2 separate regions of the Homo sapiens genome follow, and region 1 is linked to region 2. A link is a contact called in ENCODE Hi-C or POLR2A ChIA-PET data. All regions are on one chromosome and are shown on one strand. Each heading gives the region's core, a stretch centred on a gene start or an enhancer-like site at or near the end of the contact. The rest is flanking DNA. Distances are from core to core; before and after follow the strand shown. Region 1 overlaps LOC124902288 (a long non-coding RNA gene). Region 2 has its middle 37 kb from the start of EXOSC2.

Region 1 (3,854 bases), core at 1,160-3,659, 51 kb before region 2:
ATCCTTTTGGTCCCCCGTTATCAGAATACATCTTTATGAACTAGCAAAGGATGCACTCCCTAAAGCTCTTGTGATTACTGCCAAGCTAAGTGTCCAAGCTAACACAGAGTAAACAATCACAGCCTCCATCTCATCAGGTCTCCAGAGTTCACATCAAGGATGCCAAAAAAAACACACAATTGATTTAATATTCCACACGAGAGTTACACTTAACACTGGGTGGTTATTTTTTACTTCACAGAAGTCTTCAGCTCCATGAATAACTCCACAGGCCATCTAATCCATCTTAAATTCACCAAATGGGTCATAATTAAAATATTACTGATACCTGGAGGATTCTGAATATGGACTGTATATCAAATAATGTTCCTGGATCAGTGTGGATTTCCTTAAGTGTGGCAATGATGTGATGGTGTAAGAGAGTGTTCTTGTTCTTGGCTATCGTGAGTATATAGCCAATTTCCAAGTGGACTGGTAAAAGGGAAATGTTTCTATGTAAGAGAGATAGCAAGTGTTAAGAGTTGATGAATCTAGGTGCATTGTTCTTTCAACTTTATAGGTTTGATGATTTTCATTGGAAATGTTTAAGAAAATAAAAACAACAATAAATGCTCTTGGTAAGTACAATCTGTCCTTCCCAACATCCTCAGGGAACAGAATTCCACAACTTCCCACGAAGCCAATCCAGCTGCAGCATCTTAGCAAGGACAGTCACCACCACAGCGGCAGCAGCAGCAGCTAACAGATGCTGGGGCTCTGCGCAGGCATGCTAAGACCTTCAGCGCATTATATCTTGGCATGTTCTCATTAATCCTATGAGGTGGGTGTGTGTTATCAACATTCACATCTCACAGGTGTGGGAGCCAAAGCTTCAGAGGGGTAACACGGTTAATGGTGTGATCCCACCCAAGTTAAGGGGAAAGCCAGGATTTAAAACTGGGTAGACAAACTTTGGAGCCCCAGGCTCTAAATTTACCCCTACCAGTCTCTTCAAACTTGGGTCAGGATCCATTCTTAGTCATGAGATCCACTACTAATGAGTCACAGCCTATCTTTTTCAAAATGAAATAAAATAGAAAATATCGGCCAGGTACAGTGGCTCACGCCTGTAATCCCAGCACTTTGGGAGGCCAAGGCAGGCGGATCACTTGAGGTCAGGAGTTTGAGACCAGCCTGACCAACATAGCAAAACCCCGTCTCTACTAAAAATACAAAAAAATTGGCCAGGCATGGTGGCGCATGCCTGTAGTCCCAGCTACTTGGGAGGCTGAGACAGGAGAACTGCTTGAACCTGGAAGGTGGAGGTTGCAGTAAGCCGAGATCACACCACTGCACTCCAGCCTGGGCAACAGAGTAAGACTGTCTCAAAAAAAAAAGAAAAAGAAAAAGAAAATATCACTCACTGTGCTCCACAATAAGGAAAAGTACTAATCCAGACCTTCTTCAGCTGTATATGTACATATATGCATATGTGTGAATGTGATGTATATACGTACATGTATGTGTGCATATGTGAATGCTAAGTCATAACTGAATATGTATTCCTCATATGGGTCACAATGCTTGAAAGCCACTGCATTATTCTATATTACCTCCTCCTCTTCTCTCATTTCCTGCCCAGAAGCCTCACTGTTTAGGAAACTAAATGGGGAAAAAAAAAATACAGATTTAGATGGTTAAGGGGAGAATTCCACTGGGAATTATCTAATCTCAAAATAAGCCAAAATAATATACTTTTAGTACACACTAATAGATAATAATGCAGCTGGCAAATCTGGTAATATAAAAGACATATTTTCAAATAGGAATTTGGATAATCCCCTTGGTGTTTGTTACAGTAAGATGTTATCTGGAATTCTATTAAAAGATTATCAATTTAAAAGTCAAGCTGAAACTGCATATATAAATATGGTCAATGGTTAAAATCAGAGGAAGATTCTTCTCTGGCAATTCTTCTCCACTGAAAATCCAAACGCATGTCAACATGACTGAGGGTCAAGAATGTTCAAAGAAAACTATTGTGACATTGCGGGAGGAGTCCAAAAGCAGCTAAGAGTGCGTGTGTGCCTGAGGGTGGGGATGGGGCACCCACACGGGCAAGTGAGAGGTGGAGAATTACTGTACCAGTGCCCTCCCAAACCAATCACCCTACTGTGTATCCTGTTTCAAAAGGCTAAATGGGAAAAGCAAAGAAAAAAATCATTCTACATGTGTTTAAGGTACGCCACTCAAGAAGGGTTTTCTGTGAATTAATCTTACCATTACCAAATGAAGTCATAGGAAGAATGTGCTATGTCTTTAAATCCATGGCTATTTTTCATTCCAAGTTTCTGTTTGGGGCCATTACTGCTCTCTTGGGACTGCGTTGACTCACTGCGTCTTCAGAATGACGCAAGTGAGGTTCTCTGCACAACTTCAAAACAGGCTGAATATATCCAGCAAAGGCTGGCTTCAGAGCCAACAGACCAATCAGGCACCCATTTGCAGAGTCGCTAGAACCAGGCAGGAGATGGGAACACTCTCCTCATTTTCAGTTTCATTAGGGTCTGATCACCTTCTTCAACAGGCAAAACAATTTGACTGTCTTAAAACAATCTTTTCTTAATTTGCCCGTTCTCTTTAGGACCACATTTCCACCTTCACTGCCCACTCAGAATCCTATCTACTTTCTTGGACTTACTTGGTCATATGGTAAGAAAAGAATGGAAACAAGAATTCCAGCCCAAATGTCTCCAGTGCTGAGTATCCCACATTTCTGGAGCTCCCTCCTCTCAACTTTTTTTTATCTAAATAAAAGAAAACTCCTCCTTCCTGGTGTCAGCCAGGCAGAGGAGAGAGGGAGATGAGGGAAGAGGGAGGAGAAAGGGGACAATTCGCCTAGAAATAGCAGGTACGAGTACAGATACGAGGTGAGCACTATCCAAAAACGAAAGTTGCAAGAGTTTTCATCTGGAGACTGGTCAGATCCAGACAGCTCCAAGATCAGCCCCAATATCACAAAGGTAAATATGGCTTCATCTGCATGGCCTGGATCCAGATAACCTCAGCATCACCTGGTTCACCGTATGGCTTCTTCCTAAAACAGCCAAAAGCCAGAGGAAAATGTGTTTGCTTTTTTTTGAAGTGGTTCACAAAATGGGCTGTTCAATTTCTTTTTTGAGACTGAGTCTCACTCTGTCGCCCAGGCTGGAGTGCAGTGGTGTGATCTTGGCTCACTGCAACCTCTGCTGCCTGGGTTCAAGCGATTCTCCTGCCTCAGCCTCCAGAGTAGCTGGGATTACGGGTGCCTGCCACTGCGCCCGGAGTATTTTTTTGTAGTTTTTAGTAGAGAAGGGGTTTCACCATCTTGGCCAGGCTGGTCTTGAACTCCTGACCTCGTGATCCAGCCACCTCGGCCTCCCAAAGTGCTGGGATTACAGGCGTGAGCCACCGCGCCCGGCCCAGGGCTGCTCACTTTCACACAGTGCTCTTTTTAAGAACATCCAAATTATAAAAGGCATCCATGGTGCCTGAAAGCAGAGTGGCTCTATTAATACAATGGCAGAGCAGCTGTAACTAATTAAACCTCTAGTAACCAAGCTAGCTGTCAGGTTTGCCCGCAGTATCCCTCAAAATCAGATGCAACTTCACCATATTTCTGTCTTATCCTTACCAAGATAATAGCTACCTAAAAGCATCAAGAGTATGACATTTGTTTTAAACCTAAAGTAACTCCCCACATAACACGTTACTTATATGGCATATAGGTTTGCTGTGTGTGCGTTTCTGGAGCAGCCTTGTTTGTTTAGTCAAGGCATTTCACCATCAAACATACCATTGCCAATCCAGTTCCCTCTAGAAATTTATAACCTCCC
Region 2 (3,947 bases), core at 1,238-3,737:
TTCAGTACTCTTAAAGGAGGACTTAAAGGTCATGCTAGCCTTTGCTCCTCTGAAGAACAGACGGACACAGTGAAAAAAAAAAAAACACTGTGCCTATAATGTTAGCTTCCCATATACATCCTAAAATGCGTGGGATCCACCAGACCCCCGGGATTTTACCACAAGCTGGGGAAAAGGTTTGTAACCTGAAGATGGTAACAGGGACAATATTCCCACTACAGCAGTATCCCAAGTGGATAGAACAAATTATGGCAGCACCAGAAACCTGGAGAAAGGAATAAGGACTTAAGCAGCTGTTAGTCATTTCCAGGAGAAAAACTAAATACACAGAGAAAATGAGTCCACCAGATTTGGTGAGAGGCCACAGGCAGCCACTGATATAAAAAAGATGAAAAGCAAGCTATTATAGATAAAGGATACTGCTGGCTCCACCAGGGGTCTCTCCACTGCTTAACAAAGAAGATCAGGTTGAGTAAATGTCCCCTTTCCTCAGCCGGTTCCCTGGACCCATTCCACACTGTTTATTCAAGCCATAACCATTCTCCCAAGCAGATGGCCAGTGGTGGTCCTCAGGAATATAAATTAGACACAAAGAGCCTTTTGTTGGCTATGTTGTTCCTGGCTCTCTTACCCCAGACTGACACAGTACCTGATACAGAACAGGCACTTAGTACTTGTTCAATGCCTGAACCTGCCAAACAAGTAGATTCAACTGCGTATTCACTAAGTAGCTAGTCTGTTAAAAAAAAATACTGTTCGATCCATGAAAATGTATAAACATGGTCTCCACTATCAAGGGACAAGTACTGAGTGTCAAAGAAAAATACAATTGGAAAAAAAAAAAGAATAGAGAAAGGTGAATTGGAAAGAAGCAGCAGGTATTTTGAAAGTTGAAAATTTGAAACAATTGACAGGAATCATTTAGCCTTTATCATTAACAGAAAAAAAAAAGTTTCCTGAAATAGCTTTCTTTCATCAATAAGAATTCTTTATATTCTATTATTCATTTCTAGGATCAAAGAAACCTATAGATTTAGTGCAATCAGAGAAGAAAATCCTTAAGGGTATTTCTGTTTGGGTATGGAAGCTGATAAAACCCACTCTAAAATGTATATGGAAATACAAAGGAGCAAGCCAAGACAATATTGAAGAACAAAACAGGAGGCCTTATTCTACCAGGCATTAAGATTTATTTTAAAGCTACAGTAATACATTGTAATACTGGTGCAAGGAAAGACAAACAAATTAACAGGAAGGAGTTCCCCAGCAGATCCACACGTACATGTATACCTGATTTACACAGCAGCAGATGTTCTTTTCAATTAAACAGCTAGGTCAATATGAGGGAAAAAATGAACCTTCGCCCCTACACAGAAAAAACAATTCCAGGCCAACTATAAACATGAGATGTAAGAGAGTGAAACTTCTTTGTGACCTTAGGGTAGACACAAAGATTTCTTACACAGACCACAAAAAAAGTACTAACCATAAAAGATTAAATTAGACTAAGTCAAAATTAAGGTTTATCAAAGACACCATTAAGAGAGTGAAAAAGCAGCCGGACGCAGTGGCTCACGTCTGTAACCCCAGCACTTTGGGAGGCCAAGGTGGGTGGATCACCTGAGGTTAGGAGTTCAAAACCAGCCTGGCCAACATGGTGAAACCCCTTCTCTATTAAAAACACAAAAACTAGCTGGGCATGGTGGTGGGCGCCTGTAATCCCAGCTACTCGGGGGACTGAGGCAGGAGAATCTCTTGAACCTGGGAGGCGGAGGTTGCAGTGAGCCGAGATCACACCACTGTAATCCAGCCTGAGTGACAGAGCAAGACTCTGTCTCAAAAAAAAAAAAAAAAAAAAAAAAAAGAGAGATAGAGTGAAAACGCACAATGGCTATAATTATGTAAATAAAGAGTGAAAAGGTGAACCACAAAGTGTAAGAAAATAGTCATAATAAATACACCCAACGAAGGACCTGTATTGAGAGTACACAGGCTAGGCACGGTAGCTCACACCTGTAATCCCAGCACTTTGGAAGGCCGAGGTGGGTGGATGGTTTGACCTCAGGAGTTTGAGACCAGCCTGGGCCACATGGTAAAACCCCAACTCTACAAAAAATGCCAAAATTAACCAGAAGTGGTGGCACACACCTATAGTCCCAGCTACTCAGGAGGATGAAGTTGGAGGACCGCTTGAGCCCAGGAGGTCAAGGTTGGAGTGAGCCGAGACTGTGCCACTGGACTCCAGCCTGGGCAACAGAATAAGACTCTGCCTCAAACAAAGAAAAAAAAAGGAAAAAAAATATAAATAACTCCTAAAAATCAATGAGGAATAAACATAAATAGAAAAATGGACAAAAGAGGTGAACTGGCAAGAGATACATAGGTACACATATATTCCAAATGGCCAGTAAACATATGAAAAGGTGCTTAACCTCATGAGTCATCAAAGAAGAGCAAATTAAGGCTGGGAGATACTACTGCACAACTACCTGCAAGGCTAACATTTAAAAGTCTGGCCGGAGGCTAGGCGCGGTGACTCACGCCTGTAATCCCAGCACTTTGGGAGGCCGAGGTGGGCGGATCACCTGAGGTTGGGCGTTCGAGACCAGCCTGATCAACACAGAGAAACCCCGTCTCTACTAAAAACACAAAATTAGCTGGGTTTGGTGGCACATGTCCATATTCCAGCTACTCGGGAGGCTGAGGCAGGGGAATCACTTGAACCCAGGAGGCGGAGGTAGCGGTCAGCTAAGATTGCACCATTGCACTCCAGCGTGGGCAACAAGAGCAGAATTCCATCTCAAAAAAAAAAAAAAGTCTGGCTGGGCGCAGTGGCTCACGCCTGTAATCCCAGCACTTTGGGGGGCCAAGGCAGGTGGATCACTTGAGGTCAGGAGTTCGGGACCAGCCTGGCCAACATGATGAAACCCTATCTACCAAAAATGCAAAAAAAAAAAAAAATAGCCTGGTGTGGTGGTGCATGCCTGTAGTCCCAGCTACACAGGAGGCTGAAGCAGGAGAATCGCTTGAACCCAGGAGGTGGAGGTTGCAGTGAGCCAAGATCACACCACTGCACTCCAGCCTGGGCGACAGAGTGAGACTCCATCTTAAAAAAAAAAAAAGAATATGCAGAATTGAACTTCTGCTTCTGTCCATAATGCAGTAAAAGTGGTATTAGATATCCTTTTGTCCTAAACAACTGTATGGCTGAATAAAATATTTGAGACGACTGTTTTCAGGCATTAGATGACAGGCAAGGCAAGGCAAGGCTGTGACCCTTGAGGAAAGAGAAAAACATAAGGTAAGTTGCATGTTGCTTCCAACTTCCTGCCTGGGGCACCTTCCCAAACACAGTGCAGGGAGATGAAACCTAAACTGACAGCAGCCATCTCTGTGAACTGAGGAAGCAAAGACTTGGATTTGAGGATGCTGAGGCAGGTAGAATTTGTAGGGCAAGAAATCTGAGAGAAGATGAGGGCATGGGTGGGGTGACAGAACACAGAGGTAGGCAGAAGAAGGTGGGAGGCATCCTGTGGGTCCATGGCTTCCAGATTCTATGCAGTTTAGCAGACAGCGGTGGCTGTGAGGCTGAGAACTGCACAGACACAGAGGTTTCACAGTGCTGGAAGACATTCAAGTACCAGTTCATCCAGGGTGGAGAGACTTTGCTGAGCACCTCTGTTATTTTGTTTCGACCCCAAAAAGGCCAAGCATTAAGTCTAAAGAGTACCCTCTATTCTAAGGGCCGGGTGTCTGGACCAAGGATAAACCCATACTAACAAAGCATAAAACCAAACCTGGCAGGGTCAAACTAACTTAACGACCAGTCACTTACAGTAATTTAAGTAACTACAGTAACCTAACTACTTGTCAAAACAAAATGAAAACTTCTTTAAAGAAAGATAACAAGATTGAGAATCCCTACAATATAACACCCACATGTCTGG

The links. A loop is a pair of places that touch in the nucleus more often than their neighbours do. ChIA-PET counts read pairs that join two places held with the same protein, here RNA polymerase II (POLR2A).
Region 1: POLR2A ChIA-PET joins it to region 2 with 11 read pairs in activated B cell. The contact joins two enhancer-like sites. A Hi-C loop is called at or near these places in 4 of 168 maps with a recorded cell type or tissue (DLD1, astrocyte of the cerebellum, endothelial cell of hepatic sinusoid and 1 more). POLR2A ChIA-PET finds 5 or more read pairs at or near these places in 8 of 52 experiments (HepG2, K562, OCI-LY7 and 5 more).

The regions. Positions count from the first base shown.
Region 1 is chr9:130,779,591-130,783,444 of GRCh38, reverse strand. LOC124902288 (a long non-coding RNA gene) reads left to right here. Exons shown (of 3, transcript XR_007061823.1): 3 at 651-777. It also overlaps a transcript of ABL1 not described here. Among named protein-coding and RNA genes, the nearest start is that of ABL1, 54 kb to the left of the region's middle. Within about 2 kb of position 2,409, at least 16 of the 41 ENCODE cell types and tissues checked have a DNase peak (open chromatin) inside an H3K27ac peak, as active enhancers do.
Region 2 is chr9:130,728,916-130,732,862 of GRCh38, reverse strand. It overlaps a transcript of ABL1 not described here. Among named protein-coding and RNA genes, the nearest start is that of EXOSC2, 37 kb to the right of the region's middle. RefSeq lists enhancers at 1,695-2,531, 2,532-3,368. Within about 2 kb of position 2,487, at least 4 of the 41 ENCODE cell types and tissues checked have a DNase peak (open chromatin) inside an H3K27ac peak, as active enhancers do.